Regions from separate parts of the Homo sapiens genome. Here all the other regions are linked to region 4. The links are chromatin loops, found by intact Hi-C in ENCODE. Cell type or tissue: dorsolateral prefrontal cortex. All regions are shown on one strand. Each heading gives the region's core, and the rest is flanking DNA. Links, peaks and the distances in the headings are about the cores only. Region 1 overlaps FAM168A (family with sequence similarity 168 member A). Region 2 has its middle 21 kb from the start of PLEKHB1. Region 3 overlaps PLEKHB1 (pleckstrin homology domain containing B1). Region 4 overlaps FAM168A (family with sequence similarity 168 member A).

The links. A loop is a pair of places that touch in the nucleus more often than their neighbours do. Peaks named below come from ENCODE experiments on the same cell type or tissue, not always from the same donor. Only the 100,000 strongest peaks of a DNase experiment are listed, where the experiment ranks them.
Region 1: it touches region 4 in a loop (2.1-fold over the local background); 5 of 110 quality-filtered maps call a loop at or near these places.
Region 2: it touches region 4 in a loop (2.6-fold over the local background); 22 of 110 quality-filtered maps call a loop at or near these places.
Region 3: a loop joins it to region 4, with 5 times the contacts of the local background. A loop is called at or near these places in 89 of 110 quality-filtered maps.

The regions. Positions count from the first base shown.
Region 1 is chr11:73,526,276-73,534,073 of GRCh38, forward strand. All of the region lies in intron 1 of FAM168A (family with sequence similarity 168 member A), which reads right to left. Among named protein-coding and RNA genes, the nearest start is that of FAM168A, 68 kb to the right of the region's middle. In dorsolateral prefrontal cortex, for the core only: a CTCF peak has its summit at 4,121 (motif pointing right); a DNase peak (open chromatin) is centred at 2,884; H3K4me3 peaks cover 1,013 bases; H3K27ac peaks cover 1,641 bases.
Region 2 is chr11:73,622,069-73,629,866 of GRCh38, forward strand. No RefSeq gene overlaps it. Among named protein-coding and RNA genes, the nearest start is that of PLEKHB1, 21 kb to the right of the region's middle. RefSeq lists enhancers at 3,593-4,109, 4,110-4,624. In dorsolateral prefrontal cortex, for the core only: CTCF peaks have their summits at 3,801 (motif pointing right) and 4,001; a DNase peak (open chromatin) is centred at 3,823; H3K4me3 peaks cover 529 bases; H3K27ac peaks cover 866 bases.
Region 3 is chr11:73,657,845-73,665,642 of GRCh38, forward strand. It overlaps PLEKHB1 (pleckstrin homology domain containing B1), which reads left to right. Exons shown (of 8, transcript NM_021200.3): 7 at 2,909-3,008; 8 at 3,622-4,975. The coding sequence ends at 3,758. Among named protein-coding and RNA genes, the nearest start is that of PLEKHB1, 15 kb to the left of the region's middle. RefSeq lists enhancers at 2,437-3,281, 3,282-4,124 and a silencer at 3,187-3,358. In dorsolateral prefrontal cortex, for the core only: CTCF peaks have their summits at 3,282 (motif pointing left) and 3,496; DNase peaks (open chromatin) are centred at 3,277 and 3,647; H3K4me3 peaks cover 1,042 bases; H3K27ac peaks cover 4,304 bases.
Region 4 is chr11:73,400,416-73,408,213 of GRCh38, forward strand. It overlaps FAM168A (family with sequence similarity 168 member A), which reads right to left. Exons shown (of 8, transcript NM_015159.3): 7 at 7,098-7,228; 8 at 72-6,329. The coding sequence ends at 7,116. Among named protein-coding and RNA genes, the nearest start is that of RELT, 28 kb to the left of the region's middle. In dorsolateral prefrontal cortex, for the core only: a CTCF peak has its summit at 3,821; a DNase peak (open chromatin) is centred at 3,846; H3K27ac peaks cover 2,105 bases.

The DNA.
Region 1 (7,798 bases), core at 1,003-6,002, 130 kb after region 4:
TAAAAATTAAAACAATGAGATATTTTTCTTTCAATGGGTTGGCAAAAATTATAGAGTGATAATATCTAATGTTGGCAGGGTGTGCAAGGTGTGACGATGTTCCTAGTGAAAATCAGAAACCTAAAAATAAAAGGGCTTTCTTGTGCCTGAGTTCTAATTCTAACCCTGCCTTTGACTCGATAGGTGTCTCTGAATTAAGTCACCTCTTCTCTGGGCCTCAGTTTCCTCATCAGCTAAAAACAATAACAAAAATCATTAAGAGTAGCTAACTTGCTTATCTTATAGAAGTATTATGAAGAAAAAATGCAACACTGGCCATGAAAGGACTTTGAAAACATCATAGCTCAATATAATCTTGCAGCATTTATGAGAAGGAAAACCGGTGAATATTCTTGAAAACAAATCGCTTATTGTTGGCTAAACATCTTGTGAAATAAACAACTAATTTCCCCAAAGAACTACAGGAAGAAAGTTAAAAGGAAGAAAGCTAGGTTCACCATATGACTTTAAACAAATCCTCTAATCTCTGTGTTTTGGCTTTTGAAGATCTCTCCACTGCACTCCAGCCTAGCGACAGAGCAAGACTCCATCTCAAAAAAAAAAAAAAAAAAAAAAAAACGGAGAGAAATGAAACAAACTGAAACAGTTGGAATTCAAACTTGCCAGAGTCTCTGGCTTGAAAAGACTAAGTAGATCACAGGTTAGCTTTGCGGGGACATCTAGCTTCTGGCCCACAAATATTTTTTACTGGCCAGCCCTCCTTTGTGGTTTGGTATAAAGAAATAGCAAAACTAACAGCATGATCACACCTCCTTAAAGGACCATAACAAACACTCCTTAATCTTGTGTACTGACCAGACCCAGAAATACAAAGTATTGGAGGTTTTGAACTGCAACTCAGCCTTTCTCATCCACTAACAGCAGAAATAGGACTAAAAGTTTGGAAGGAAACTCATGGGGAAACGACTCCATGGTTCCATCTAGATACATGAATACCAGCAGACCACATAAAACTGCCCCTAAAGGAAATGACAAGAGCACCCCACTGAAAGAATTAATCAATGAGTATGTATTAAGCCCTGACCCATCCCACAGGAAATAACTACCTTTAATGATCTCTTTCTTTAGGTCTTCTAAAAACAATGGGTCATAATCACTTATTGAGCACTAGCATATGCAAAGTCTATGTACCAAACATGCCAGTAGACATTTCCATTTAAATTAGCCAATTTATTTCTCAAACCAAACCTATTGTTGAGGAATTATCACATCCATTTTACAGATAAATTGAAGTTCATGGAAATTAACAGACATGCAAAACCATGGATTGCTATTGTCATTATTATCATTATTCTCATTTTAATGAGAAAACTGAGGCTCAGAAGGGATAAATAACTATTAAGTTATTAAGTAGCAGAAGGGGGTTTTGCCCAGGTGGGTTCTAGAAAAGCTCATACTAATACCACTACACCACCTTTCCTGTTCTATGCTAAATGACAAAACGAAAAAAAAAAGACTTCAACTTATATAGAGTATGCAGTTAAAAATAAGTGACACATACAGGCTCTTTCAGCTCCTACCAAAGAATAAATGTCATCACTTCTGAAAAGCAGTTAGGCAGCAGTGTTCACAGCCAGGAAAACCAAAGAGGAAGGTGACTATCCTAAGATTCCCTCAATAATGATAGTACCAAAAGAAACTAAGGAAAGATGACATTGATCCAAGGACTTCTCACTCTCATCATGAGAGCACACCTTCATGTCAGCCAGTCTCTGTAGCCATGCAGTGGATAATCACAAAATAAACAGCTAAATAATTTGATTAGCAAATCCTGACATTACTGGCCTCATCCAATACTTTTGATGAAAACTGTCTCCTAGAACAGAATCTCTCCCAGGCCATGTGCAATACTCTTGTCAGAGGCGTTCGAACCAGAGCGACTCCATTTTGAATGAGGGCTAGGAAAATGAGGCTGAGACTTGCTAGGCTGCATTCTCAGAAAGTCAGGCATTCCTAGCCTCCAGATGTTTACGGTTAAGGGAACAAATTAATAATGTTTACTAAACAGACCCACACTTGGGAGTGTACAGATATCCCAATATCCGGAAAACAAAGTAGCATTCCTAATTTTGCTTTAAAGATAATAGTATCAATTCGTGAAAAATATAGTAATTAAGAAAATTAATCCTTTATCACAAACCCTTGTAGCAGAACACATCTCCTCATATATATAAATATTGTACCTAGAGTGGATGTGTTCCTCCTCTTACTTTCAGGAATGTCCTATTCTGTCTATGCAGTAGCTGTCCTTTCACCACTTTACTTCCTTAATAAACTTGCTTTCACTTTGCACTTAGGACTCGCCCTGAATTCTTTCTTGCGTGAGATCCAAGAACCGTCTCTTGGGGTCTGGAACCTGGACCTCTGTCCTGTAACACTCTGACCCTGCAAGTAATGAGACCAGGGTCCCCACTTGTGCCTGGATGATGACCTGGGAAAGGCATAACTGACTCCCAATCCTAAATACTTTACTGAGAGTCTTTGTGTCTGTTGGCCCAGGAGCAACAACATCAGCCTCATAAATTTTGCTTCCTAATAATAATTAAGTGGTCTACCTAACTTCAGCCCCCAAAAAAGGAAAGAAACCTGCCAGAGCAAGAAAAGAGACGCTTAATATTGCAGGGAATACATCTGCATTCTTTTGTGAGCTGCTAGTGTGGGATTTAAAAAAAAAAGTACCCTGCTGCTAGGTAGCAACTGTTTCACAAATCAGGTGTCTGAAGCTCAAGCTCTAACTGGCTTATTTAAAAGGTCGATTATTACCAAACATTATCACTGCAGCTTGCAAGTGCTGCTATTGTGCATTGTTGTTGCTTGCCCAGCCCCCCAAACAGCTAGGAAGAGAAATCACTTCCACAGATTTCTACTGCTATCAGCTAGCAAAAACTCTATGCTTGCCTTCATAAGCTGGGAGAAAGGAAGGTGTTGCCTGTTCAAATTTTAGAACAGCCAAACCTGGGCTCATGTCCTAGCTTTGCCTCTTACTTTCTGTATAACTTTGCATAAGTCTCTCAACCTTTCTGAGCCTCAGTTTCACCATCTGTAAAATGGATTTTAAAAATGGGCTCCAGAAATGAAATAAACTATTGTAAATGACAGATAATGTTTGTCTCTTTGCCCTTCTGAGGAGTACACTATGTGCAAAGCACCTACCCTAGATTTCAGATGGTCACCCTTTAGGAAAGAGGATATGTTTAATCTCAGAGTATATTAATATCAACAATAGAATGTTCTCCTTACCTTCTCTCTAGCATCTAACACAAGCTATGCACATGACAGGCACAAGAAAAATGACATTCAATAAAGCTTTAACTTACGTTAAGAACAGAGCTTCTAGGGAGGATGCCTATTCCAGTGGTCCCAATCCATTCCAAGAAGAATCAGAATTAAGCCAACCTAGAGAAACACCTAACTTTCCCTATCTTCAAGAGACATTCCTTCATTCAAACAACTTTTTCTTCTTTTTTTTTTTTTTTTGGAGACGCAGTCTTGCTCTGTTGACCAGGCTGAGAGCAATCGCAGCTCACTGAAACCTCCACCTCCTGGGTTCAAGCAATTCTTCTGCCTCAGTCTCCAGAGTAGCTGGGATTACAGGCGCCCGGCACCACACCCAGCTAATTTTTGTATTTTTAGTAGAGACAGGGTTTCACCATGTTTGTCAGGCTGGTATCGAATTCCTGACCTCAGGTGATACATCCACCTCAGCCTCCCAAAGTGCCAGGATTACAGGCATGAGCCACCACACCTGGCCCAAACAGTAATTAATGATCAACTTTTTAGTGCCAAAGTCACTTCTGGGACAATGCAGATATGGAGACAAATCAGACTGTTCCAGACACTACCAAGTTCATGGTGCAATAAGGAAGACATATCAAAAACAGACAATTATAATACAGAAGTTAAATTATTGCCTTACAGTTCCAAACCAATTCTTCATTGCCTTGCTCTGTGATACGAGACTAACCTAGGCTGACTACATTTCTCCTTTCCCAGTGGAGCGAGTGGCTATTAGGTTCTGCCGATAGAGGGTGCTGGAAGGAGAATACAAAGCCAGTTGCAATGCTCAGTTTTTCACAAAGTAGCAAGTAGATCAGTGTGCAGGGGAATCTTGGTACATTTCAAAGCAGCGACTCTCCAGGTTCTGAGGTGAGTGCCCTCCAGCCAGTTTCTTCTTCACCACAGCAACAAGCAGCATACTGCCACAGCAGCCATACTCTCCTCTGAGGTCTGAATCTCAGCCTTGTGGAGCTCTAAGTTCCTTCCTTTTTCACTTTTCCCTCAGCCTTAGGTACAGCAATCTTTTTCTGCAGTTACTATCTCTATTATACCTTAGAATTCTCTTTTATCTCTTTTAAGTAGTTAAAAACCTTTTACCTAAACAATTCTTAATATTAAATTTTATCTATTTAAATTATTGATGGCATTTCTGTCTCCTCAACTGGATCCTGACTAAGTAGGATAAATGTTATGATCCTGGTCATAGAGTGCAGCCCCCATATTTTACAGATAAACTGGAGCTCCAAAGATTGGAGTGACCTGCCCAAAGTCACACAGTGGTAAACCTGGGATTTGTAGTCCTGTTCCCAACTCTCAATAAACAATAAACATGTAGCAAACACCTATTCTGCATCTGGGCTCTATGTTGGCTGTTGAAAAAAACGAGATGAACTAACAAATCCCTCCCATCAGGGGAACCTACTATCTAGTAGAGGAGACAGACACTGAAACCAGAAGGAGTTCTAATGGAGGATGACAAGCACTAAGACAAACAGAATAGGAATTACTAACTCTGGGAGAGTGGGAGAAGGCTTCCTAGAGAGTCTCATTTCACTACACTTTACTCCCCAATCTGAAAGATACCTGAGTTGAACAGAGGGTTAAACAACTTCAAAATAAACCTGTAGCCAAGGCTTAAGAAATGCAAGTAACCAAACAAGAAGCCTCAACTCTGGGCATAACCAGAAATATCACTAATGGCAAATCCTAAAGTAGAAAGCAATACAGAAACAAATTATGGATGAACACTCATCAGTATTAACTTAGGAGATGAACTGCACTGGCTCACAAAGAGCAATAGATATCAGATGAACGACAACATCCTGGAAGGCTTTTGAGAGGAGAATATAATTATGCTAACTAAGCTCTGAAGAAAGCCTGGCAAGACTGCAGAGGAGATGCAGCCTGTTTCAGAGAGCACTTGCACATGAGTAAGAATATACCTATAATGAGCAGACACTGGTACAGAGTAACAGGAAGAGATCTTGAGAGCCCCAGACCAGAGAGGAGACCTAGGTTACCTTACTCTCCAATTCTAACTGAATCAAGCTTCTCACTGCTTCTCTTAAAACAACAAGCTCTTTCATATTTCTGTGATTTTGCATATACTGTTTTCTCTGCCCACAATGCCTTTCATTCCCCTTCTGTCTAAAGAGCTGACCCATCCTGCAAAGCACAGACCAAGTATCACTTTTTTTTTTTTTTTTTTTTGAGACAGGGTCTCCCTCTGTCACCCAGGCTGGAGTGCAGTGGTGTGATCACAGCTCACTGCAGCCTCAACCTCCCAGGTTTAAGTGATCCTCCCACCTCACCCTCCCAGGTAGCTGGAACCACAGGCGCACACCATCATGCCTGGCTAATTTTTTTTTTTTTTTTTTTTTGGTAGAGAAAGATTTTCACCATGTTGCCCAGGCTGGTCTCAAGCTCCTGGACTCAAGCAGTCTACCCTCCTTGGCCTCCCAAAGTGTTTAGATCACAGGCATGAGCCACCATGCCTGGCCCCAAGTATTACTTTCACTGTAAACTTTTCTCCAGTCATTCCCTGCACCCTTGATCTGGGCAAAATTAATGATTATCTGTTTAGTGCTCTTTATACATCTCTCATTATAACTTATTATGCTGTAATGTAATTATTTGTGTGTCTCTTTCCAAACAAACCATGAGATTCTTATCAGGACATATACCTACCCCACCCCTGCCCAGTGCCTGTTATTATTCCTAGTACACCGCAGGAGTAATGTATATAAAATTGCTCTACTGAATTGCCTGGATAAACTCAGCCTTTAAGCCTAAGAATGAATGGATCCTGGAGCCCTAAGATTTCCCAATTCATGACAAATCCTTCCTGGGGTCTAGAACATTAGGCTGTACTAGAAATTCAGTAAATATTTGTACTTGAGAGCTTAAGTATTTCTTTGTGCCAAACCAGCAATGCAACTGTATATCTTTAGAGCTTCCACTAAAGGAATCAGTTTTTTGCAAGTCCAAACACAACAGTTCTTTATCCTCCTCCTCTACATAAATTGGAAAATAGACTGAGAATTCCAATCAGCTGAAACCTTCCCAGAGAAGAGGACTTGGTTGTTTACTACAGTTCAAACCATTGCTATCTAAATTTCAATGTTGGTGGCATATTTTTTCTTTTGGCAGCTCATTCTGACTTAGGGCGGATGCATCATGCACCGCAATCAGAGAGCAGGAGTTGGAGTCAAAAGAAGAGAATGAGTCCCAGACACTGTCATGCCTTATTTTTTCAGGTGAACTTGGACAAGTCATTTAATCTCTCTGAACTTCAATTTTCAGCTGGGAAAGAGGAAAAATGCTACCTGTCCCACCAGGCTACTACAGGATCAAATGAGAAGTATTCCTTACTGCATTGCTCTCTGACCTTAAGAATTTGACCTTCTCTGTAGAAGTCCATATACAAAGGCTAGAACAGAGAAACGACAGAGCAGTAAGGTTCGAATCAGACAACCTGAGATTAGTCCCAGCTTACCACTCAATTATGTGATAGAGCAAGGCATTTAATTCTCTGAACTTCAGATTGTCCAATCTATAAAATGGGGATAATCCCACCTGCCCTACTTACCTTATAGAATCATTATGAAGCTTTAAAAAATGAGATAATATAGATGAAAGCAATTTATTTGAGAAATCATGAAGTTTCATTATAATATGTCACTTACGTGGAATTCAGCAACCCAATTACCTTGTCTTTCTGGAACACACAGAGAACTAGGAAGCAAGCAAAAAAGGTCTCTCTAAAGCCAAAATAACTGTCTTTAATTCTTCACACTTTACTACTAGTAGAGTCCCTAGGGCCTTACTCTTCCTTTGAAAACACATCTAATAAACCGTAATTTGGGAGCACCACACAGAGTAGGAGAAAAGTGACCAAGTAAGAAAGGAGAACCATATTCTCTGTTGTGTTTCACCAACAGCAAGGAGAAAAGGCCAAAAAAAAAATTCAAAACAACCACAAAAATCTAAAAAGCATAGTATTCACACCAAAAAGTGGCTTTTAGCTTTTTTGTTTTAAAGTACAGTATTAGGGTATTTAGTATAAAATGTATTACTGTAACATAAAAAAGCAGACTAGCTGATGTTCAAAATAATTAACTTGAACCTCAAGAAAGATTCAATAATGTTCTGACTATTCTGAAGAGGGTAATATATAATGTTTTTAGGGAGAAAATTCACTCAAAACAGTAAACTTTTGGGGGGAGTGCTTAAATGAATAAAGCATCAACTGTCAAGGTAAGTTAGTCATCTGGTGGGTGCCTCTACCTAATTTGCTAATGGACATAAAAATTTATTGGTGGAATTATGAATAAGTGCCCTAAGGTCACACAGCTTGTTAAGCAATAGATTCAAAACCCAAGCCTCTCAGAATCAAAAGCCCATACTCTTCCCAGTGCAAATAGCTACCTTCAAACATGGTAATACATGATTTCTTCACCTG
Region 2 (7,798 bases), core at 1,374-6,373, 220 kb after region 4:
ATACCCACACCCAGCCCTCACTGAGTTTTGAGGCAACACATGGCATTTTTGTGGCAACTGACTAATATCAGCAATAGGAAATTCAGGAAAAGAAAGAGAGGATGTCACTGGGGAGGGCACACAGGGCTTCAGAGTATTAGTAATTCTCTGTTTTTCAAGCTGAGTAGTGAGTTCATAAGTGTTCATTACATACATCATTATTCTTTAAACTTTAGACATCTATTTTACATACACTGTTATTTTTTATTTTTTTAGAAAAAAGGTCTTGCTTTATCACCCAGGCTGGAGTGCAGTGGCACAATCACAGCTCACTGCAGCTTCAAACTCCTGGGCTCACACTGTCTTCTTGCCTCAGCCTCCCAATTATACATACTCTGTTATTTAGTAATTTTTTCAAAATAATAAAAAAAGAACGAGGGAGAAGTCCAGGCACGGTGGCTCATGCCTGTAATCCCAGCACTTTGGGAGGCTGAGGTGGGCGGATCTCTTGAGGCCAGGAGTTTGAGACCAGCTGGCCAACATGGTGAAACCCTGTCTCTACTAAAAATACAAAAATTAGCTGGGCGTGGTGGCTCATGCCCCGTAATCCCAGCTACTCTGGAGGCTGAGGCAGGAGAATTGCTTGAACCTGGGAGGCAGAGATTGCAGTGAGCCAAGATCACGCCATTGCACTCCAGCCTGGGCAACGAGTGAGACTCTGCTTAAAAAAAAAAAAGAAGGAGAAGTTTGGGACCCGGTGCTGAATGGAAGGTGGTTTGAGACAGGTGGGCAGATTTCAAGGGCTGGTGCAGAACAAGGATGGAAGGGCTAGAGTACAAAGATGGATAAAACCAGTGCAAAGTGGGTAAGACAATAGTTGGATCCAGGTGGTAGAATCTGAGGGGATTTTATTTTCTTCTTCACCTTTTTCTGGGCTTCCCAAATATTCTATAATGAACATACATGACTTCTGTAATCAGAGAAAAGGACAAAAAATATTATGATGGACACTATTGGTCACTTCCCAACAGGCATTTTCTTTCTTCCCTGTTGACAGCATGAGTCATGATTGGTCTAATCCAGCCCTGGTAGTAGTCTCCTTCCTCTGTCGTTTGTTAAGTGGTGTCTTTGGGTCCCAGTTCTGACCAATGAAATGAAAGGGCAAGTCTGCTGAGGGGCAGGATTTTAAGAAAGATTTTCTTACTTGAGAAAAAAAAAAGAAAAAGACAAAAACAGGAGAGACAAGGCAGGAAGCTCTTCTGATATTCCCATCTAGGTTTCGGGTGTTGTCAGGTCATGATATGATATTTGGATCTGCAGCCGTCATCTTGCAACCTTCAGGGAAGATGTTGCCACAGTGAGTGGCTGAGGGGAGAGATGGCCAGGCCCTCGATGACAGGTTGAGCCACTGAGTCAATCCAAGGACTATTCTGCTAACTTCTTGTTAAGCAAGGTACAAAACTTCAATGGCTCCAGTCACTTTTGGTTAGAAAGAGTCAGTTACAGCCAAAAATGTGCTACTTGACACATTTTTTTTTACATGTGAGAAGAGATACATCTGGATGTCCTTAGAAGTCAGTTTCACCTCCCCAGACTTCTAGTTCGGCAAGTCTGAATTAGCCCAATGGAAGAACTGGCTGCTGTTATCAGCCACTGGGTTCCAGGGGCTCCCCTTTCTAACAAGGTCACTCTTCTACAAGGGAGCTTCTAAAGTTACACAGTCACACAGCTGTTCCCTCCCCTCTGCTGATCCTATTTATAAGTTCCTTTTTCTATCATTCATGTCAGCAAAATATGTTCCTTCCCCATTTCAGCATTACGGAAAGTGGGGTAATGAGCGTTCCAGGGATTGCTTGTGCCCTACTTCTCTGCTTGCTCATTTCTCCCTATTAGATCCTATTTTATATCTGCACCACTGAGCAGAGCTAGTGGTGCAGATATATAACCTCTTTGCATGACAAAGTGCTATACAAAGAAGAAACCTTGGGATAGAGACAGCAGAATAGAAACAAACTCGAACTGACCAATGTCAATATCTGCTGATTGCAACTGGCTCTGTCCTCTCAACCAGATATGCTCCTCAGGATGCTTGCATGCATGCAGTGTGATAGGCAGGGGAGGGGCAGGGTCTGTAGCTCCAGCAGTGCCATCTACTCAGGAGTCCTCCCCAAGGGTCCACTTTCTGTGGCCCTTCATCCACCATGGCTCATCTCAAGAAATTAGCAGTCCCTCCCACCTCCCCAAAGAATGAGCTTTTAATAACATGATTCAGGCTAGGCATGGTGGCTCACGCCTGTAATCCCAGCACTTTGGGAGGATGAGGAGGAAGATCGCTTGAGCCCAGGAGTTCAAGATTGCAGTGAGCTATGATTGCACCACTGTACTCCAGCCTAGGTGACAGAGTAAGACCCTGAAAAAAAAAAAAAAAAGAAAAGAGAAAGGAAAGAAAGAAAAACAGAGAGAGAGAGAGAAAGGGAGGGAGGGAGGAGGGGAGGAGGGGAGAGGAGGGGAGGGGAGAGGAGAGGAGAGGACAGGAGAGGAGAGGAGAGGAGAGGAGAGAAGAGGAGACTTTAGAGGAGAGGAGAGGAGAGGAGAGGAGAAGAGAGGAGAGGAGAGGAACAACATGAGTCACATCATGTCAAACTCTCCAAGGCTTTCCATTGCAGTCAATATGTGTTTGCTCCTGTCTTCCTCTCTGTGCTTCCTCACACTGGTGGGTCACAGCCCGTGATCTCCACGGTACCTGTGGCCATGCCCCTTCCTTTTTGTGTTTTTTGAGACGGAGTCTCACTCTGTTGCCAGGCAGGAGTGCAGTGGCATGATCTCGTCTCACTGCAACCTCCACCTCCCGAGTTCAAGCAGTTCTCCTGCCTCAGCCTCCCGAGTAGCTGGGACTACAGGCACGTGCCACCATGCCCTGCTAATTTTTTTTGTATTTTAGTAGAGACAGGCTTTCACCATGATGGCCTGAATGGTCTCGATCTCCTGATCTTATGATCCGCCCACCTTGGTCTCCCAAAGAGCTGGGATTACAGGTGTGAGCCATCGCGCCCAACCTTGTCCCCTAGTTTTTATTGAAAACCCACATATGACACCTTCTCCAACAGTACCTGAGAGGAAGGAGAGGCTCTGGAGAATCTGGACTTCAAGACTTCAGCCATATGGGCAGGCCCAAGGTCCTCCCAAACACTGAGTTTTGAGAATGCCAAAGCCACAATCTGTAATAGCTGGTTGTTGGAGGGAACCTTCAGCTGCCCCTCCCCACTCCCCATCCAAACCCATCTCCTCTCCATGAAGGACAGGCTGTTGGTGGAAATCATCTACCAGGCACAGGGGTGACTTTATAAGTTCTAGCCAGGCTGGGGACTGTCAGATTACTTGGTCTGAAGAGCTGCTCTAAAATGCCAGCCCAGGGCCGGGCACAGTGGCTCACACCTGTAATCCCAGCACTTTGGGAGGCTGAGGCAGGCGGATCATGAAGACAGGAGTTTGAGACCAGCCTGGCCAACATAGTGAAACCCTGTCTCTACTAAAAATACAAAAATTAGCCAGGAGTGGTCACAGACCCCTATAGTCCCAGCTACTTGGGAGGCTGAGGCAGGAGAATCGCTTGAACCTGGGAGGCAGAGGTTGCAGTAAGCTGAGACCGTGCCATTGCGCTCCAGCCTGGGCGACAGAGTGAGACTCCATCTCAAAAAAAATAATAAAATAAAATAAAATGCCAGCCCAGAAGGAGCCTAGTTTATCTAGTTCTTCACCTTGGCTAACGCATTGTAAAGTCCTACCTGCTGGGTGCCTGGCTTGAGTGCAGCAACCAAATATGGCCACAAGGGGGAAGTAATGCCTCTCGCCTGCGGCAGGGGTTTGGCTTCAACCAGGAATAGCTAGATATTTTTATCCTATTAAAGCAGAAGAGCCAGATGGAGATCTGGGGGTGCCCTGGTGAAGACAAATAACTTGATGTACCATTAAAATAACATTCTTGGCCAGGCGTGGTGGCTCACGTCTGTCATCCCAGCACTTTGGGAGGCTGAAGTCGGGGGGTAGCTTGAGTTCTGGAGTTTGAGCCTGGGCAATGCAGTGAGACAAAAAAATTTAAAAATTAGCTGGGCGTCGTGGCGTGCGCCGGCGGTCCCAGCTACTCGGGAAGCTGAGGCGGGAGGATTCCTTGAGCTCGAGGCTGCAGTGAGCTGTGATCGCGCCACTGCACTCCAGCTGTGGTAACAGTGAGTCCCCCATCTCAAAAAAATAAATAAGTGAAATAAAATAACATTCTTTAAATACTCGTTCAAATGTACTTAGTGGGGACGAAATGAATACTTTTCTGTTAATACAACAGTATATTTAAATTAAAAACAATAACTGCAAATACATTTACTGTATGTAAATATATACAGTGGGGTTAGCGGTGGGTTCCAGGACCCCCATGGACACCAAAATCTACAGATGCTCAAATCCCTTATATAAAATGGCATTGGCCAGGCGCGGTGGCTCACGCATGTAATCCTAGCACTTTGGGAGGCTGATCACCTGAGATAAGGAGTTCAAGACCAGCTTGGCCAACATGGCAAAACCCCGTTTCTACTAAAACTACAAAAATTAGCCGAGAGTGGTGGAGGCATATCCCTATAATCCCAGCTACTGGGGAGGCTGAGGCAGGAGAATCACTTAAATCCGGGAGGCAGAGGTTGCAGTGAGCCAGATCGTGCCACTGCACTACGGTCTGGGCGGCAGAGCAAGACTCCATCTCAAAAAAAAAAAAAAAAAAAAAGTCAATGGTAATGATGGATCACTTAAAAATTGCACTCTTTATGTTCAAAATAGAGATGTATTTTACGCACTGAATGTAGCATACTTTTTTGAGGAGAATAAATAGTTAATACATTCACAAGGTTTAAAATTCAAATGATACAAAAGGGTGAATTAAAATCTCTCTCCTGGTCAGGCAGAGTGATTCATGCCTATAATCTCAGCACTTTGGGGAGGCTAAGGCGGGAGAATCACTAGAGCTCAGGAGTATGAGACCACCCTGGACAACACAGCAAGACCTCATCTCTACTAAAATAAACAAAATTAGCCAGGCATGGTGGCACACACCTGTAGTCTCAGCTACTCAGGAGGCTGAGGTGGCAGGATCGCGTGAGCCTGGGATATCATGGCTACAGTGAGCTATGATCCCACCACTCCACTCCAGGCTGGGTGACTGAGCGAGACCCTGTCTCAGAAAAAAAAAAAAAACTCCTCTTTCCCATTCATATTCTCCAACCATTGAAACCATTCAGTTCCGTCCCATAATAGTTATCTATTACTGTGTATTAAACCAACCCAAAACATAAAAGCATAGTGGCCTAAAGCAACAACCTTTTAAAAAACATTTTTTTTTTCTTTTGAGATGGAGTCTCACTCTGTCGTCCAGGCTGGAGTGCAGTGGCGCGATCTTGGCTCCCTGCAACCTCTGCCTCCCGGGTTCAATCAATTCTCCTGCCTCAGCCTCCCAAGTAGGTGGGATTACAGGCATCCACCACCACGCCCAGCTAATTTTTATATATTTAGTAGAGATGGGGTTTCACCATGTTGGACAGGCTGGTCTCAAACTCCTGACCTCAATGATATTCCTGCCTTGGCTTCCCAAAATGCTGGGATTACAGGCGTGAGCCACCATGCCCAGCTAAAAAAAATTTTTTTAACAGCCTTTTTTTTTGCTCAGGATTCTGTGGGTCAGTAATTTGGGCTGGGCTCAGCAGAGTGGTGCTTCTGCTTGTCTTGCCTGGGGTGAATCATGCTGCTTCAGTCCTCTGATAGATTGGTGGGGATACACCTACGATGGCCTCACTCACTAGCGTGACTGTTCACACTGTTCACGCTGGCTGGCTGCTAGGCCCCTCTCTCCCTGTGGTCTCTCATCCTAAGGCGGGTAGCCTGGACTTCTGTATGTGGCAGTCTCAAGGCAGCAAGAAAAAAAGGGTGGAAGTTGCAGGGCCTCTTCAGACCTAGGCTCAGAACTCTGACATCTCCCTTCACTTGCCTTCTGTTGGTCAAAGTAAGTCACCTGGTCAGCCAAATTTGAGGATGAGGAATAATATAGACTCCACCCCTGAAGAGAAAAGCAGCAAAGTCATATTACAAAACTCTGCTCATAGAGGGATTTTGTGTCTATCTTTTGCAATCTACTATGCCTCCCATGGAGTTTCTTAGGTGTCCTTCTATAAATATTTTGTACATATTTAAATATTCACAGACAAATGACTCCACTTCAAGCCAGAAACCTGAGTGTCTTTCCTAAATTCTCCTTTTCCCTCAAGATCTACACCCAATCCATCAGCAAGTTAGCAAAATCTCCAAAATGCATGCAAAATCCATCTATTTCTCACCATCTCTGTTGCCACCACCCCCCTTCCAAGTCACATCCATCTCCTGCCTGCCTCCTAGTCTTCCTGCTTCCACTGTGGTTGCACTTAAAGCCATTCTCACACAGCAGGTAAAGGGAGCTTAAAAACAGAAATCACATCATGTTATTTCTTTGCTGAAAACTCTCCAAGCCCTTCCATGCATTCAATATGTGTTTGCTCATGTTTTCCTCTCTGAACAATCTCATTCCACTCTCCCCCTTTCTTTTTGAGATGGACTCTCGCTCTGTTGCCAGGCTGGAGTGCAGTGGCATGATCTCAGATCACTGCAACCTCCGCCTCCCGGGTTCAAGCAATTCTCCTGCCTCTCAGCCTCCCAGGTAGCTGGAACTGCAGGCACACGCCACCACGCCCAGCTAATTTTTGTATTTTTAGTAGAGACGGGGTTTCACCATGTTGGCCAGGATGGTCTCGATCTCTTGACCTTGTGATCAGCCCGCCTCGGCCTCCCAGTGTAGGGGTTCAATCAGGATGGTGGGAAAAATTGTAAAATAAACACAAACCTTGGAAGGCCAGAAGGTTTTTGCAAAAGCCTCAGGATAGAGTTATGGCTGAAGGCAGCCTAATCCTCTTTGAGCTATAGCAAGGGTAATTAACATAGGAATGTAGAGGAGTCTATTTAAATAGCTTGTTTACTCATGTGGTCCTAAGACTAACCTTTGACCATCCACGGGTCCATGATTGCTGTCTACTCTGGGGGTCAGCAATGGTAATTACCTTCTAGTGGTGTTTACTTGAGACTTTTGTCATTTAATGTGTGCTGAATAAATGCTGGGAGGGCCAACGAGTAGGGGCCGCAGTTGCAACTCTTTACAGCACTCTCCTGGGAGTCTGTAAGCGGCCCAGACTCTCAGCCGGACTGACAAGCATAATATCTGTGTCAGTGTATGTTACTCATTCATCATTGGGTTAGGGTCTGCAGGATGGACCCCCACATCCCAAAGTTCTGGGATTACAGGTGTGAGCCACCGCGCCAGGACACTCTCCCCTTTTTTATTCACGAAGGTACAGCCTCTTTGCTCTCATTTGAGAGCAGGCTCTTCTCTGCCCCAGGGCCTTTGGAACAGCTGCTTCTTCAGACTAGGCTCCTCTTCCTCTTGGGGTTTCACTCCTTTTTTTCTCCTTTGTGCAATTGCTTAGATATTATTCCTCAAGAAGGGCTTCCCTGACCATAATTTCCCCTGCCTACTGTACCATCATTTCTATTACAACATGCTGTTTATTTCCTTTAGTATTCATCATATTATCTTGCTTAGGTATTGGTTGTCTTCTATTTTTCCTCTCTCCTCTTTTCAGAACTTAAGGACTTTGTCTTTTCACTGATGGATACTCTGCACCAAGTATAATGTCTAGTATACAATAAGGGTTCAATAAATGCCTGTGGATGGAATGAAGATTAAAGAAGACATGAA
Region 3 (7,798 bases), core at 1,355-6,354, 260 kb after region 4:
AGCACCGTAGAGTTCACTGACTTACGACATTGCTTGTCTGAGCCTCTTGCATTGTCTTGGGACTATATGTTTTCCCTGACTTGAAACTGAACTCAGAGTTGGGCAACCTTAGTTCCAGTCTGGCCCTGTATTTGATTCACTGGAATGAATTCAATAAACATTTATTAGGTACCTGCCATGTTCCAGTCAGATCTGATTAGACCCAGTCTCTGCCCTCAAAGGCATCTCCAAGTCTGATGGGAGAGACACAGGGAAACAACGTGAAGACAGCATGATCGGTGCTGTGATGCAGGGACATCCAAGGGCTGTGAGTGTCCAGATGGGACCCCAACAGAACCTGAGGTTCAGGGAGAGTGATGCTTGAGTTGAGTCTGAAAGACAGGTTGAATGAGGTGAGAAGCATATCCCTAGCAAAGGAAAATGGCATGGAGATTTGAAATCACAAGGTGTGCTTGGAGACCTTCCCCTTACCACCAAACTTCTTGAAAGAGATGTCATGACATGGGGATTGCATCCTTCACCTCTCAGCCTTTCTTCAACCCTCCATAGCTTGGCTTTTCCTACTCAGCAACTCCTCTGAAAAGTTTTTTCAAGGTCACTCACAACTTCCAAGTTGCTAAAACCAGTGGCCTATTATCTTGGAATTGGCCAAAAGAATGGGCAGAAGAACACATTTAGAAGATAAAATCACGAGACCTGGTGGCTGATGTGTGGAAAGCAGATGTGTGAAGACAAGGGCAACAACCTGCTTTCTTTCCTTCTTTCTTTTTCTTTCTTTCTTTCTTTTTTTGAGACAGGATCTCCCTCTGTTGCCCAGGCTGGAGTGCAGTGGTGCAAACACTGCTCACTGCAGCCTCGATCTCCTGGGCTCAAGTGATCCTTCTGCCTCAGTTTCCCAAATAGCTGGGCCCACGGGCATGCATCACCACACTCAGCTAATTTTTTAATTTTTTGTAGAGACAGGTTCTTGCCATGTTGCCCAGACTGGTCTTGAACTCCTGCATTCAAGCAATCCTCCCGCCTCAGCCTCCCAAAGTGCTGGGATTACAGGCATAAGCCGCTGTGCCTAGCCTTTCTTGATTTGAGTGCATGGTGATGGCATGTACTGAGAGAAGCATTTATGGGGCTGGGTACTTTGGGAGGCCAAGGCGGGCAGATCACCTGAGGTCAGGAGTTCAAGACCAGCCTGGCGAACATGGTGAAACCCTGTCTCTACTAAAAATACAGAAAAATTAGCCAGGCGTGGTGGCAGGAACCTGTAATCTCAGTTACCTGGGAGGCTGAGGCAGGAGAATCGCTTGAACCCGGGAGGCGGAGGTTGCAGTGAGCTGATACCATGCCATTGCACTCCAGCCTGGACAACAAGAATGAAACTCTGTCTCAAAAAAAAAAAAAAGATTTATGGGAAAAGCAACAGTTTTAGCAGATGGAGAAATGTTGCAATCATCTTGAGATGAGTGGAGTTTGAGACACCTGGACTTCTAAGGGGAGCTGGACTGTTCAGGTGTGAATCCCAGTTAGAGAGAGATACAGGGTGGAATGGGGCTAAGAGGAAAGATCCAGAAGAGAAGGGGATCCTGACCCCTCTCCAGGTCTGCTCCCCCATGGGTAAAATGAGGGGTTTGGAGTTTCCATTTAATTCAGCACATAGTTCTTGGTTCCTGGTATGCACTTGGCCCTGCTGGTGACACAAACAAATCAGAGTCCTTGTCTACAAGCAGCTCACATTTGGGCTGCAAGAAAGGCCAGGAGAAAGGATAGCAACAAGAGGCACAAGCAAGATCCACAGAATTCAGGGAAAAAAAAAATTCTTCCTGAGACCAGGAGAGCTTCCTGGAGTGGAGTGGGTGACCGTTGAGCTAGGCTTTGAAGGGTTGGCAGAAATCTAATGGGAGAGAGGGGAGGGCAGGGAATGCATTCCAGAGAGAACACTGACCATTCTCTGAGCCTCAGTCCCCAACCCTATGGTCATGTGGAGCTAATACCTGCTTTAAGGATTAGAGGTGGTGTAACACACGTGATCACTTCCTTCAGGACCTGGTACATAGTAGGTGCTCAATAATCGTTACAGCCTAGTGCAGCCTAACAATTTTGGGTCAATGATGGACCACATATACAAAGGTGGTTCCATAAGATTATAATGGAGCTGAAAATTTCCTATCACCTAGTGATGTTGTAGCCATGATAATGTCGTAGGGCAATGCATTACATTTTCTACATTTATATATGATTAGTTAGATAACAAATACCATTGTGTTACAATTGCCTACAGTATTCAGGGCAGTAGCCTGCTGAACAGGTTTGTTGGCTTGGAGCAATAGGATATACCATATACTCTAGGTGTGTGCCACCTAGGTTTGTTTGTAAGTACACTCTATGATATTCACATAACTAAAATTGCCTAAGGACGCATTTCTCAGACTGTATCCCTGTTGTTTAAAAGACGCATAACTGTATTTTAGTTACTTCTCATCCCTATCCTTCCTTTCCCTTCCTTCCTCCCCAACCCCTGTTTATTTCCTGGGCCTGGGGCTTGGCCATGTTCCCCTCCTTGTGACTAGTAGAGCTGGGTCTTTCAAGTGGCATTATTGTAGAGCTGCTAGCAAATATTAGACTACCTATAAGGAGAAATTGGGAGCCATAGAGAATTTTTTGAGCTAGGTGGGAGGCCAGAGTTGGAGAATGGGTGTCACTGGGAGCTGGATGTAGGGCAGAAGTTTTAGAGGACCGTGGACCTTGTGGGGAGGGCAGGGCCTTTCTCCAAGAGCTTGCTAGTGGCTGGAGGCCCATTTCTAAACTTGGGGAGGTGGCTCCATGGATCCCAGAGAGGCCTGTGCCAGGCGTGGGGGTAGGGGACCAAATCCGGGCCAGGGAGTTCCTGGGCACCTGACATGGTTGGATTCCCCAGGTGCGCGTCTACAGCCCGTACCAAGACTACTACGAGGTGGTGCCCCCCAATGCACACGAGGCCACGTATGTCCGCAGCTACTACGGACCGCCCTACGCAGGTAAGTCTCCAGCGTGCCCCGGGGCTTGCCTCGATCCAGCACCGATTCAGCGCCAGGCCCAGCCCACGGTCCGTAAGTCCGGACCAGGCTTCATCCTTTTAGCGTGCACGGATTTTCCCAGGCAGAACTCTCCGCAAGCCCCTCTCCATCCTGAGACTGGGAGAGCTCTGGAACCAGCGTTCGTCTCGAGCTGACCTCACCCTTCTGGGATGGCTCCTCAGCCCTGCGGTCGGCAATACCCATTCCTGAGCCGGTAGCGGCCCCTGGTGGCTACTGCGGGAATGCTGCCTCCTCCCCGCTCTGGGGCCTGGCGGTTGGGAATGCCCATCGTTAGGCGCCTGGTGGTTGTGCTTAGCGATCTCAGGGTTTCCTCGCTGCTCCGCCCTAGCCTGCCGTAGCGGACCCGTAGGTTCCGGGACATCCGTAGCCGATCCAAGGCCTGGGAGCCGTAGGGTGGAGCTCTTCCCGCGTCTAGATCTGTTCTTTGACTGGGGAGCAGGAGAGTGGGTTCGGCGCCTTACACTGGGTTGGGCTGGAGTGATGCAGGAAGGGTACGAAGATCACTCTACTCCCTCCTAAGTCGCTGATCCTCATGGGCTGTCTCCCTCTGCAGGCCCTGGCGTGACGCACGTGATAGTGCGGGAGGATCCCTGCTACAGCGCCGGCGCCCCTCTGGCCATGGGCATGCTTGCGGGAGCCGCCACTGGGGCGGCGCTGGGCTCGCTCATGTGGTCGCCCTGCTGGTTCTGAGCCCTGGGACTCGGAGCACTGACCCCTGCGCTTGGATTGCTAGACTCCTCTTCCTCCTGGACCCCATCCTCTACCATCCAAGCCCTGTCCCACTTTGGCCCTATCCTCTCCATTAGCTCCTTCCGGGTTTGGACCATTCCCCCCACTCCCTACCCTTAATCCCCACATGGGAAGAAGCTATCATCACAGGTACAAACATCGCTTGAAGTCTTCACATCTACCACTAGACACCCCCAAAATCTGTTATAGACATTTATGGATACATTTCCTCTAAACACAACAGGGCACAGCAAATACGACTTCATTTGGCTTCGAGTTCCCCAGGCGCTGTAGACACAACATGAATCGGGCTCTCTGCTCTCTCCTTAGGGAGCTCGAGTCCTGGTGGGGAGAACAGGAGTAAACAAGGACTTGACAAAGCTGAAGAGTTATCAGTCCTTTGACAAGGACAGGTGGGGCAGGGAGCAAGACAGGTAGGCTGGAAGAACAGTTATTGGCAAGTATGCAGAGCCGTGAACGTCATGGCATGTCCAAGGAATTAAATGGGAGTTCATTTGGGCTGGGGTGGAGGCTGGGATCAGACCGTGGTGGGCCTTCAAGCTAAGGAGCTTCCTAGGTGAAAGGGGAGATGTGAGCCTTCTCTGGAGGGAAGTTTCATGATTGCATCTATAATGAATATATTGCCTGTTTTGTGAATACTGACACATGTCCATACCTAAAACACTCCTGAGTCAAGTCCCATCCTTCCCACAAACAGCTTCCTGGCTGGTACCCATGATAACAATTGAGCTGAACCTGGGGACCCCTGGTTGGGGAACAGGTGAGTTCTATTTGAGACTTCCAGCCCTAGAAAGCTGCCTCCGTCCAGAAATGCCTCTCACACCAGGAGCTCGGCCCTCTCTTTGTAGCTGTGACTGTCACCCTCTCAGGCTTTGTCTCATCCTTCATTCTGAATAAGATGGCAGTGTTCTCCTCTGGGGCCTGATCCACCTCTACACCAGCCCAGGAAGCCCCATCTGTGCCTGCCCTCAGGTGGTCCACCAGTCTCCCCCTTTGGTTCCCTTCCAGTCTCTTCCCCCTTTCTATCCCAATCACCAATAGAAATGCTAACATCCCTGCCTGGTAGCCAGACTAGCCCACTAAAGCTCCCCTGTAAATGGGGGCTCCATTAGTTCTGCTGCCGAGACTAATAAAGATTTGGTTGGCTCTAGCAGTAACTGTGGCTTGCTTTGTTCCCCCAGAAGGCCCTGTTTCCCTCTCCATGATCCAGCAGCTACTAGTGCCTTCACTGGTCTAGTGAAAAAGAGTGTGGATTCTGAGATCAGTTGGAACTGGTGACAGCATATTAGCTGAGTCATTTGGGGCAAGTCACTTAACCTTTCTGGATTTTGTTTTCCCTACACTTAAGGTAGCTGGTTGAAGTTGACCATTCCTGAGGGCTCAAGAGGAGGGACTGCCTTGGAGTCTCTGTTGTCTGAGCTGATGGATGATCCAAGCCAGGTCCTGCCTGCTTTCTGAGAATCCTGTTCATGTTGGAGTCTTTTCCAGTAGGTTCCCATCCTTCTAGAGTTGAATCAATGAATTGTTCTCATAGAAAACCAGGTGGTCAGGAAAGGAAACACCATCATCCTGCATCAGGCTTCTTGGGGCTGTCAGATAGAAACTCCCTGTTCAAACTGATTTAAGCCAAAGGGAAAAGGTTAAGCCACATAACTGAGAAGTCCAAGAGCTGTGTGATCCAGGGGCTCAAAGAGTGTCACTTAGACTTTGCTTTGTTTCCATCTTTACACCTGCAGGGCTGGCTCATTTGGAAGCTGCAGTGATGTTCAGCAGCTCCAGGCTAATGCCCTCCTGAGTTCAAGTCCAACCAAGAGAATTTCTCTTCCTCTAACAGTATGACTGAAAGTCCTGGGCCTGGTAGACATCAGTCTAAATTGGGTCCTGTGGCCATCCCTGCATCAACCCCAGTGGTCTGGAAACGGATGGTCTAAAATAACAGGGCTTACAGCAGGGGTGGGATGGTGTCCCAGAGGAAATTCAGGGCACTGTTCCCAGAAGTAGGATGAATAGATGAAAGCTGGTTGGCAAAAATATCAGGTATTCACCTCAGCCACAGTTCCAGAGACACCAACTTAGAGGTGAGACATGTATAAAAACAGCAATGATTGAATGAAGTTACAGAGGAACGTGGTGCAGTTGGAGCTCTGAAGAGGAGGCATGCAACTCTGCCAAGGGAACTAGGGAAAGCTTTGGGACAGGAAGTGGAAATTTATTTTGAACCTTGAAAAATGAGTAGGAGTTTGCCAATCTGAAAAAGTTGGGAGAGCTTTCCACACAGAGAACAGATGGAAGAAATGGTATGAGCAAAGGCATTAGAGGCTTGAGAGCACCCTGAAGTTCAGGAACCAGTCTCATGCTATAGCAGGTCGCATGGTGAGAGGTGGTGGATGAGGTCAAACTATAAGGAACCTCTTGGGCCAGGCTACTGAACACAGGGCATAGTCCAGTATGTGGCCCCGGCTTAAGGACAAGCATGGATGCAAGAGGAGCCTCTTGAGAAAACCAAGGTCTGTTAGCATTTGTGCAGTCAGAGGTTACATACCCTGGGTATCCTAAGGCCTGTACTGTGTTCAGGGGACCCAGCAGTGCATCAGACCCAGTCCATGCTTTGGAACTTCAGCCTTAATTTTTTCTTTTGTTTTGCTCCCCTCCTTTCTCCTCCTCACAGCCTTAATTTTTTCTATTTTTGTCTTTCCTCCTCCCCTCCCCTCCCTTCCCCTCCCTTCCCCCTCCCTTCCCTTCCCTTCCCCTCCCCCCCTCCCCCTCCCTTCCCCTTCCATTTCCTTCCCTTCCCCTCCCCCACTCCCCCCTCCCCCTCCCCTTCCCCTTCCCTTTCCTTTCCTTCCCTTCCTTTGCAGCAGTGAGAAGTGGGGAGAGAGAACAGAGTTTGATCTGTAACTGACTATGAACAGTCAATTGAGATAACTCACTACCTTCAGCCCAGCCTCAGCCTTAATTTTCTCCCAGATGGACCCAGTTACCCTGTCAGTCCTTTAGTGGCATCCCCATTACGCCATCTCATTAGAGGGTGTCCTGCATGCTCCTGCAGGGACATCTCTGAGTTTGGCTCTGGGAATGACCTTTCCTCTTACTCTCCGGCACAGTCTCAGGACTTTTAGAGATCAATATGTAGGAAGAGCCCAAGCTATCTAGAGTCCTTTCCCAAGAATGTGGGTTAAACAAGGATCAGGGAGCTGGCTGGGCAGGGCATTTGAGATCAGACAGAGCTGGGGACATTGCCATTCATTGCCCAAAGCTTCCCCTGCTTTATCTCATAGGTCTTTGCAACAACCCCATGGGCCTGGTGTTACTATTCTTATTTTACCTACAAAGAAACAGATGCAGAGAAGGAAAGTAGATTGTCCAAGTCATGCATGCTGTGTCAGAATCTGGATTCAAATGCAGGTCACTTGACCTTGTCTACCACACCACACTGCTTCTGCACTATAAATCCTGTGTGGCTCATTACCTGGCAGGAAAGTAATTCCCAGAGAGGAGGTCAACTGTATAACACAAATATCTCTTCTCTTTTCCTTTAGCAAATGCTTTCCTGAGAAGTTTTGTTGGCAGACAGGGCTGAGAGCTGGGTACTGGAAGATGAATGAGATTTGGGCCCTACATTCAAGGAGTTTGTGCATGTGCGTGCGTGCGTGTGTGTGTGTCTGTCTGTCTATCCCAGACATGGGCACAGACTATGACAACATGGGCTGTGGGAACTGGTAGCCCTGAGGCTGTAGGGTCACAGAGAAAGCAGCCCTTAACTCAGGTATGGGTGGAAGTGTCTTAAGCTAGATGTAAAGACAAATGCTCTTCCAACTATCGTCTTGTGGGAGTTGCTAACTTAGATGAAGAGGAAACAAGAACTAAAGCAGCACTCAGTGCCGAGAGTTCTCTGGGTGAGGCTGGATCTGCAGTGTGATGGGTGGAAACGGGGGTCAGCAAGGTCAAACCGTCAGGGGCCTTGGATGCCAGGGAAGGAG
Region 4 (7,798 bases), core at 1,728-6,727:
AACAACAGGGCTCACCTCACGTGTGCTGTGAGGACCGAATGCCTTAACAAACATGAGCAGCAGGCACCAGCCACACAATAGATGTCAGCTTTATTGCGCGGATGGCTCAATGGATTTCAACTCTGAATGGCCTCACTGTGCTCCCACATCACACACTTAGGGTGGGTGCTGAAGTTGCCACTTAAAGCTCCCCAGCAGCTGTGAGACCCTTAGGGCAGACCCCTGTCAGATCAGCTGTAAGATGTACCATAGGTTTTTCTTGACTACTGAGAACAAATTTAGCATCAACTTGGGGAGACGCCCAAGGGACTCACTGGCCCAGGACAGTCCTCTGTGCCTCCCTCCCCAAGAACCACTCAGTCTAGTCACCTAAGACTTTTTTTTGGGGGGGAATTTTTTTTTTTAATAGTTATTGAGTGTTCTACAGCTTACAGTAAATACCATAGTTACAAATTCTTGGCTTCAATCTTTCAGAGTGATCACTGTCTGATCTTCAAAACAAAACAAAAACCCAAAAGAATCCAAAACAACAAAACAAAACCAGATTTACACTTCATACACACAGGCAAGGCCATGGGGCTTTCCAATCTTTACACTCCGGACTGTGTTTTGAAAACACCTATAAATTCTTTGATCAAACTACTTGGAAGACACTGGTCAAAGGTTTATTATTATTATTATTATTATTATTATTATTTTAAATTTTATTTCTTTTTAAAATGTGAGTTCCAATAAAATTTAAAAATTAGATTCCAACCTGTAGATTAAAATGAATTAAAAAATACAAAATCATATACAACGCTCTCTTCACAGGGATGTTACATGCCATGAGAACAGGTTTCTCTGTCATGTGATATGAAACAGGGAAGCAGATGCCTTTAAGTCAGGATGGGGACAGGCCCTTGGGCCTTTCAAGATTATTACAGACAACTCCAAGTAGCTAGAGGCCTGGCCTTACCCCCCCTGGGTAAGGAGGAGCTTGAGTCACACCATAGATCCAGACTATCTGGCTGACCCGAGGAGAAGGTCTCTGGGACAGTCTCCTCTCTTTCCCTGACTCTCTTAGGCCTGAGGAGAAAGGCTGGGGTCTGGAGATGCTGGTCTTGCTGGGGTCAGGCCCAAAGCTGATCTCACCCATTTGATTCCTATGGGCCGGTACTTTGCAAAGCTGTTACATCTGTTCTCCTTAGGAAGGAAAATCCCCCTGCTATCAGTGGCTGGAATGGGTAGAGGACCTCTACCACAGCAAGGATATCCAGGGACTATCCATGTGGCCATAGGGAAGCAAGTGCTGTTTTGTCCCTTTCTAGCTTTGTGGCAGCCAGTCCCAACTCCTGTGTGCCTCGGTTGGCCTTTGGGTTGGACTCAACAGCATGCACCACAGAAGATATCCACTGGAGAGACTGAGGGACTGGGACCCAAGTCTGGCTTAGGCAGGGCTGGCCATGGAATGTTGAAGCTGGCCTGCCAGGAATTTTGAAGGCTGGGTCCTGGAACCATATAATGCCTAATTTCAGAAACGAGGAGTTTTCTAGGAAAGGGGCAGATAAGTAAAGGACAAACCCTGCAGCCCCCTTGGCATGCCTGCCTGTGCGCTCAGAGGCTCCGGTGTGGAATCCCATCAGTTAGTCTGGCGTGTTTCTTCAGCTCTGCGGGTGGGTCCCAACTGGCCCACTCTACTACTGCCCCTCTCTGGATTCCCAAGCTTGGCAAGCAGCGGGGGCCGCACAGCCAGTAGTGATGTGGGAGAATACAGGATGGAAAAGCAGACTTCCACGTATTTTCACTTAACTGCAATTGAGGAGGAATTCTGATACAGATGGTGATATATAAGACAAAGTTCACAGGGCCCAGAATGGGGCCCACCCCCTCTGGGCACAGAACAAAGCTGAGGAATTTGATATGGAAGCTCTGAGCCTCGCTTAGTCAGTGCCTCGCTGGGAACCTGGATGAGTCCTATCTGTATGAGGAGCCAAAACTTGGTGACCAAGGGGCCTGTCCTTTTATACTTCATGTGATTCCTTTCTGAAGGCCATCAGAACAAAGCAAGCCCTCCAAAGAAGGACCCCCAGATCTCTGGGAACGGGGTACCTCAAACTTGGAACAATTCGGGTGGCCAGGGGTAAGGATGCTCAGAGTCTGGTTCTGGTCCTCACCCATGGGAAAAGCAAGCCCAGGGACTTCAGTCTGTACGTTTTGTACCAACTCACTGGATCTGGACAGTGGGCAGGCTCTCAGGGATTAGGAAGCCAGGTGTGCAGGCTTACCAAGGACATGGGTCTCCCAATAGAAAGATGCCTCGTGCTGTCCTTGAACATGTCTTCGGTCCTGGGCATTGTGACCCCAAAGTGTTTTGTCCAAGTGAGGCCTTTAGTTGCAAATTCTCATCCTCCTTGTGCTGCCAGTTAGATGTGCCTCTGGGTCCCTCCCCAGGGCTCATTACAGGTCCTGGCCCAAAGCAGTTCATACAAATCTGCTCAGCTCAGAGACTGGGCTTCCCAGCTCTATAAAGTACAGTTAGCCCCTCCCTCCATGCTTGCCAAGAGACCCAGCAGGTGGCAGCAGAAAGAGCAGAGGATTTGAAGAATCACTTCCAAGCTGTGTGACCTTTTAGCAAGTCTCAAGCCTCCTGAGCCTTAGTTTTTTCATCTATAAAATGGAGGACTTTGGCAACCAATGTCAAAGTACTTTGCATACCAAAAACGCTCTGGACAGGTGTGTGTGTCTCTGCTAAATATTCAGGAAAGAGGATATACATTTTAGGGTCATTGCCAGGTAAGAAAGAACAGCAACTGTCCTATCTCATGAGGAAGAAATTAAATATGCATTTTTTTTCAAAACATGGCAAACCATTATGTTTCAGGCTTTCACTATTTGCAGGCAATCCAGCTCCCAGACTCAAACTTCTTGACCCCAGGCCAGTGAGGAGAGGGGGTCAGGTAGAAGTAGAAGAATTCAAAAGGGTTGGCTGGTAACGAGCCATCTGTACCCCTGATCCTGGCCATAGGTGTTGCACTTGGGGAGAGGCAGTGGCATGAGGAGGAGAGAGGGGTTTGCATCCTGGGGCCAGTGCTGTAGCTCACTGTCAGGCGGCTACATCCCTTGTCCTCTCTTGCTTGCCTGCCTTCAATGAGACGGCCCTTCCAGCTCTGACTTTTTGTCTAGCTTGACCACCGTGCCATCTAGAATCTTTGGAGGTATCTACCTATGGTACCTCCCACTAGATCTCTGTGACCTTACCAGTAACTGTGCCCATCCTACCAGAGGCACATGACTGTCCCCGCTCTCCTGGGCTCAGTCCTTTTGCAGTGACTCCCCAAGCTTGGCTAGGCTTGTGGATCTCCATCACAGCAAGAGGCTGAGGCCGGCTGAACTGGGGCTCATACTGAAAAAGGGGTGCTGGACCTGGGCTCTTCCAGACCACAGCCTTTCAGTGCCTTATTTTCACCTTGGGGCCCCCCTTTGCTCTTGAATTACATAGTAGGTGCTAAGATAGGGCACAGAGCACAGATGCTTCAGTACGTGAGCCTGTGTGGGGATCAGATGGAGGGGAACGAGACAGCAGACAGCCTGGGATTCGAGTGGCTCTGTCACTTATTAGCAAGTCACTTGACTTTTCCAAGCCTTGATTTCCTTATGGATCAAATAGGAGAAATAACCTCTATTTCATCGGGTTAAACCAGATAATTTATGTTCAACTGTTCTGTGAACTGTGAGGTCCAGCTGTTAGTTTTACTTACTGGTGTTGAAAGAACAAAAGTTACAAGGTCATTCCTAGGTCTCCTCTTCTTCCTTTCTCCTCTCTGTGGTTCCACCCCAGCCCACATGGAGGCAGCAGGGTTCTGGGAAGCCTAGCGGATACCAGCATGCTGCTCACTGTGGGCCTGTTCCCTTCCATAACCTGTTTCCTCATTTGTCAATTGACTGTAATAACTCTAACCCTGTCCCTCTCAGGGCGAGTACATGAAAGGCCGTGAAGTGCTTTGACCTCTGTGATGCACCTGACAAATCCAAAGGTTTCTATTATTATTATCATTATTATTATTTTGGCATTTTTCAAACACGTATGACATAATCTAGAACAACCTTCACCCACCTTTACAAAACCAAAGAGGGTGGAAGGAGGTATTTGCAAAAAGTGAATTAACACTGGAAAACTTTCTATTGTTTTAAAGTGAAACCTCATCAGCACCCAGAACAGATAATTTAGAACAGCTGAATTTTTTCTTACTGGTCCTAAAGTTCCTTGGAAGCCCAGGAAGGTGGGCCCCCAAACTCCTGGCTCTAGGCCAAGGAGGCTGATGGGCTTTACCCTCCTGGGAATGGCTAGACAGCTTCTGAGCTCCTTCCAACCCAAGGGTTTCCTGATTTTTCCCTCCCTTAGGGAGACATGGGAGGTTGGGGTAAGGATATGTCCAAGTTTGCATGAATTTTAAATGAAAGCAGTTTTTTAAAGTCCCAAATGTTGTCAATGATCCCATTTTTTACAATAAAATGTTCGTGCCCCACCCCCAGAGGGGCTGCTGGCCCAGCCAAGCGCTGGGTGCCGGAGGCTGCTGCTGGGCAATCCAGGCTCCTGGCTGAGACTAGCAGGGACCTCCTCGTCCCAGGGGTCCCTCTTCTCCCAGATGAGCCTGTCTCCTGGGCCTCATCCTCATTCTCCTCTCCTGATGACTCCCACTGTCTTCCTCCTCTTCCTCTCCTCTCGGGATGAGGGGCTACTGTCCTAAAAGCATGGCCTCTCCTTTTCGGCCAGTCCACCTGCTCCTTCTCCTGGAGGTGGAGTCAGGTACAGGACGGAAGTTCCAGATGTCTTCACAGAATTTCCAAATGCTATTTCTTCATTTGCAATTTCTGTTCCTGCCATCCGCCCCCATGTAGCCTCTGCCCAGTCTTCAACCCCCGCCTTTGGAGTCCGTGGAGGAAAAGAGCAGAAACAGGAGCCCAGAGACCATTCCAGACTCACCAGGTATGGGCGCTGCCGACTTAATTTTTACAAAACCAAGCCAATCCGTCCCTAGGTAAATTTTTGTAAGCAAGGTGCCCACTAGGTAGGAAGGCTGCATTTAATGCTAATTTACTGTAAGGTCTAGGGAAGTCCTTTCCGCTTCTCTGGGCCTCAGTTTCCTCATCTGCCAAATAGGGAAATGGATGAGATGATTGCTAAGGTCCCTTCAGTTCCATGAGTCTATGAAATGTTTATTGCTATTGCTTTTCCTTCACTATCCTCACCTTCAGAGCTGCCAGCACCCACCTGGAATGTGGTTCCTTCACTTGGGCCATGAATGGCACAGGTAACCAAGAGCTTGGCCTGCCTGCAAGCTCTATGGTCAGACAGGTGAGTCCTGGCACTGGGAAGGGCAAAAGAAAAGGGAGAGAAATGCCCTAGGTTCCCACTCCAATCAGGAGGAAGCTCCTCATCAGAGTGGGTCCATGACAGCTCAGAGGCTGAAGTCTGGATGACACAGGGCATCCGGCCTTCCAAGGCCTCGGGATGCTGGGATCCTACCACCCTGCAGCCGCTTGGCAGGTCTAAGGACAAAATCACCTTTTGAGGAAGTGCCAGGTCAGTTAACATCACTGTGCAAATCAGAAGGTCCAGGGCCAGATGCTTTGGCCAGAGACCTTTCAAACCAAAGCCATGAGGCAAGCACCGCTCCTCCCTTCTTCCCTCTCCTTCCCCACAATGCCCTCCCTCCCCCCACCCTCCCCCAAATTCTAAAGACTTTTTTCCCCAGGTTCTCAGCCTGGGGTATTAAGCTGCTAATAACACGCCTACATACTCAGGTGGTTTTGTTCTTGGTCTGTTGCAATGGTTCTCAGGAGACATTTCATTTGTGTCTGGGACATGGGAATGTCCTGAACTAATCTTGCTTAAGAAAAAACAACCAGAACACTCCCCTAGAGATGTAGCCTGCTCAACAGCTCTGAGTTCCTACCCTGGACCACATCTGTTTATGCTCTTCAAATGGAATCCAGCCTTCAGATGAACCACTGCAATAAACCCTACTCTCTGCTTGCCTCTAGACTGGGATCCCCAGGGACAGGACACTTAGGGAAGAGCAGAGAGGACATGGCCTGGTCAGGTAGGAGGAAGGGGATAGAGCTGGAAGGGCAGGGGCTAAGAGGGGGACAGTTGGGGAGAGGCAGGAGATTAGAAAAAGCAGCTTTTACAAAAACCAAAAATAAAAATCAAAACCATTAAAGATGCATAAAGTGACCCTTGCACTTCCGTTGTCTCTTCTTGCAAATAGAGGTGGTGCTGCTAGGGAACTGCTCCAGCACCGGTGTAAGACTTGAGTAGTTGCATACAATGTGTGACTCCAGATCTGCAGAGGGAAAGGGGAAAGAAACAGTGTCAGTGATATTCAGGAGGCTTCTCCCCTCAACTCGGGAGCCCGCTGTGCCTTCCTAGTGAAGCTGCCTGCCTCCCGCCTGTGGAAGTTGTTGTGCTCTGGTGCCAAGAGCCCTGGAGGAGATGGGGGAGGCCAGATGATGTGGGGGGCCAGAGGATTTCAAAGTGACATCCCTGGAGCCCTATGGTTCACTGTCACTGCCTCAGGAGCTGCTGAGGGGACCAAGGAAGCCAGAGGTCTGGGTCAGCCCAAAGCCTCCAAATAGCTCCAACCAAAGCTCTTAACATATGATCTGGGCAAGAGTTCATTTGAAGAATGGGGCCCATAGTTAAAAGAAGTCCGAAGACCATAAGGTAAATGGCACAGAATTTAGTACTAGAGAACTGAAGTTTAAGCCCTAGCTTAATTTTTACTGGCTAAGTGATATTTAACTACATATTTATCTGTAAAATAGAGCTAATGATCCTTATTTCACAGAGCAACTATAAGGATTATGAGATAACATAAGCAAAGGGATAGCTATTATTATTTCTGTTATTATTTAGATTTCAACAAGCAGTCAACAGAAGTGATAGCTATTATTAAGAGTGATATTATGGACCTTGGAGCAGGAAAGCAACTGGTAACTTGACAGCTGTTACCTGCCCTAGCTGACACCTGTGCTCCAGACCCAAACCAGGGACTTTGAGGCAGTTCCTGTATGTATCCCCCTCCCACTTCTCTCACCCTGGCCACACTCACTTGGATGGGCTGCAGGCTTTACCAGTGTGGGGGCACGTAGCTGTACGCAGGGGTTCCTTGGGCCCTATATGTTGGCATGGAGACAGGGTGTGCCCCAATCGCCGTGTGCTGGGGTGTAGTCAGCAGGGTACCTGAGCATCCAGAGAGAGAAGAGTAACCTGACGAGGCTGCACCAGACACAGGAATGAAGAGGATGAAGCTACAGTCTTTCACATGGCTGCTCCCTCTGCCCAAATCCCCCATCTCCCTCGCCTTCCTGATGACCTGTTTTCTGCCCTTCTCCACCTCACCAGGCTTCACCTCCTTAGGGGAATTTTTTCTGATGCTTGAGGACAGAATCAATGACTATTCTAAGTCCTCCTTTTCCTTTTTTCTTTGAGACGGAGTCTCGCTCTGTCGCCCAGGCTGGAGTGCAATGGCGCGATCTCAGCTCACTGCAGCCTCTGCCTCCTGAGTTCAAGCGATTCTCCCGCGTCAGCCTCCTGGGCAGCTGGGATTACAGGTGCCCATCACCACACTCGGCTGATTTTTTATTTTTACTAGAGATGGGGTTTCACCATGTTGGCCAGGCTGGTCTCGAACTCCTGACCTCAAGTGATCCGCCCACCTCGGCCTCCCAAAATGCTGGGATTACAGGCATGAGGCACCACGCCCGGCCTTCCTTTTACTTTTCTTTGTATGCTTCTCTTATTGCACAATCA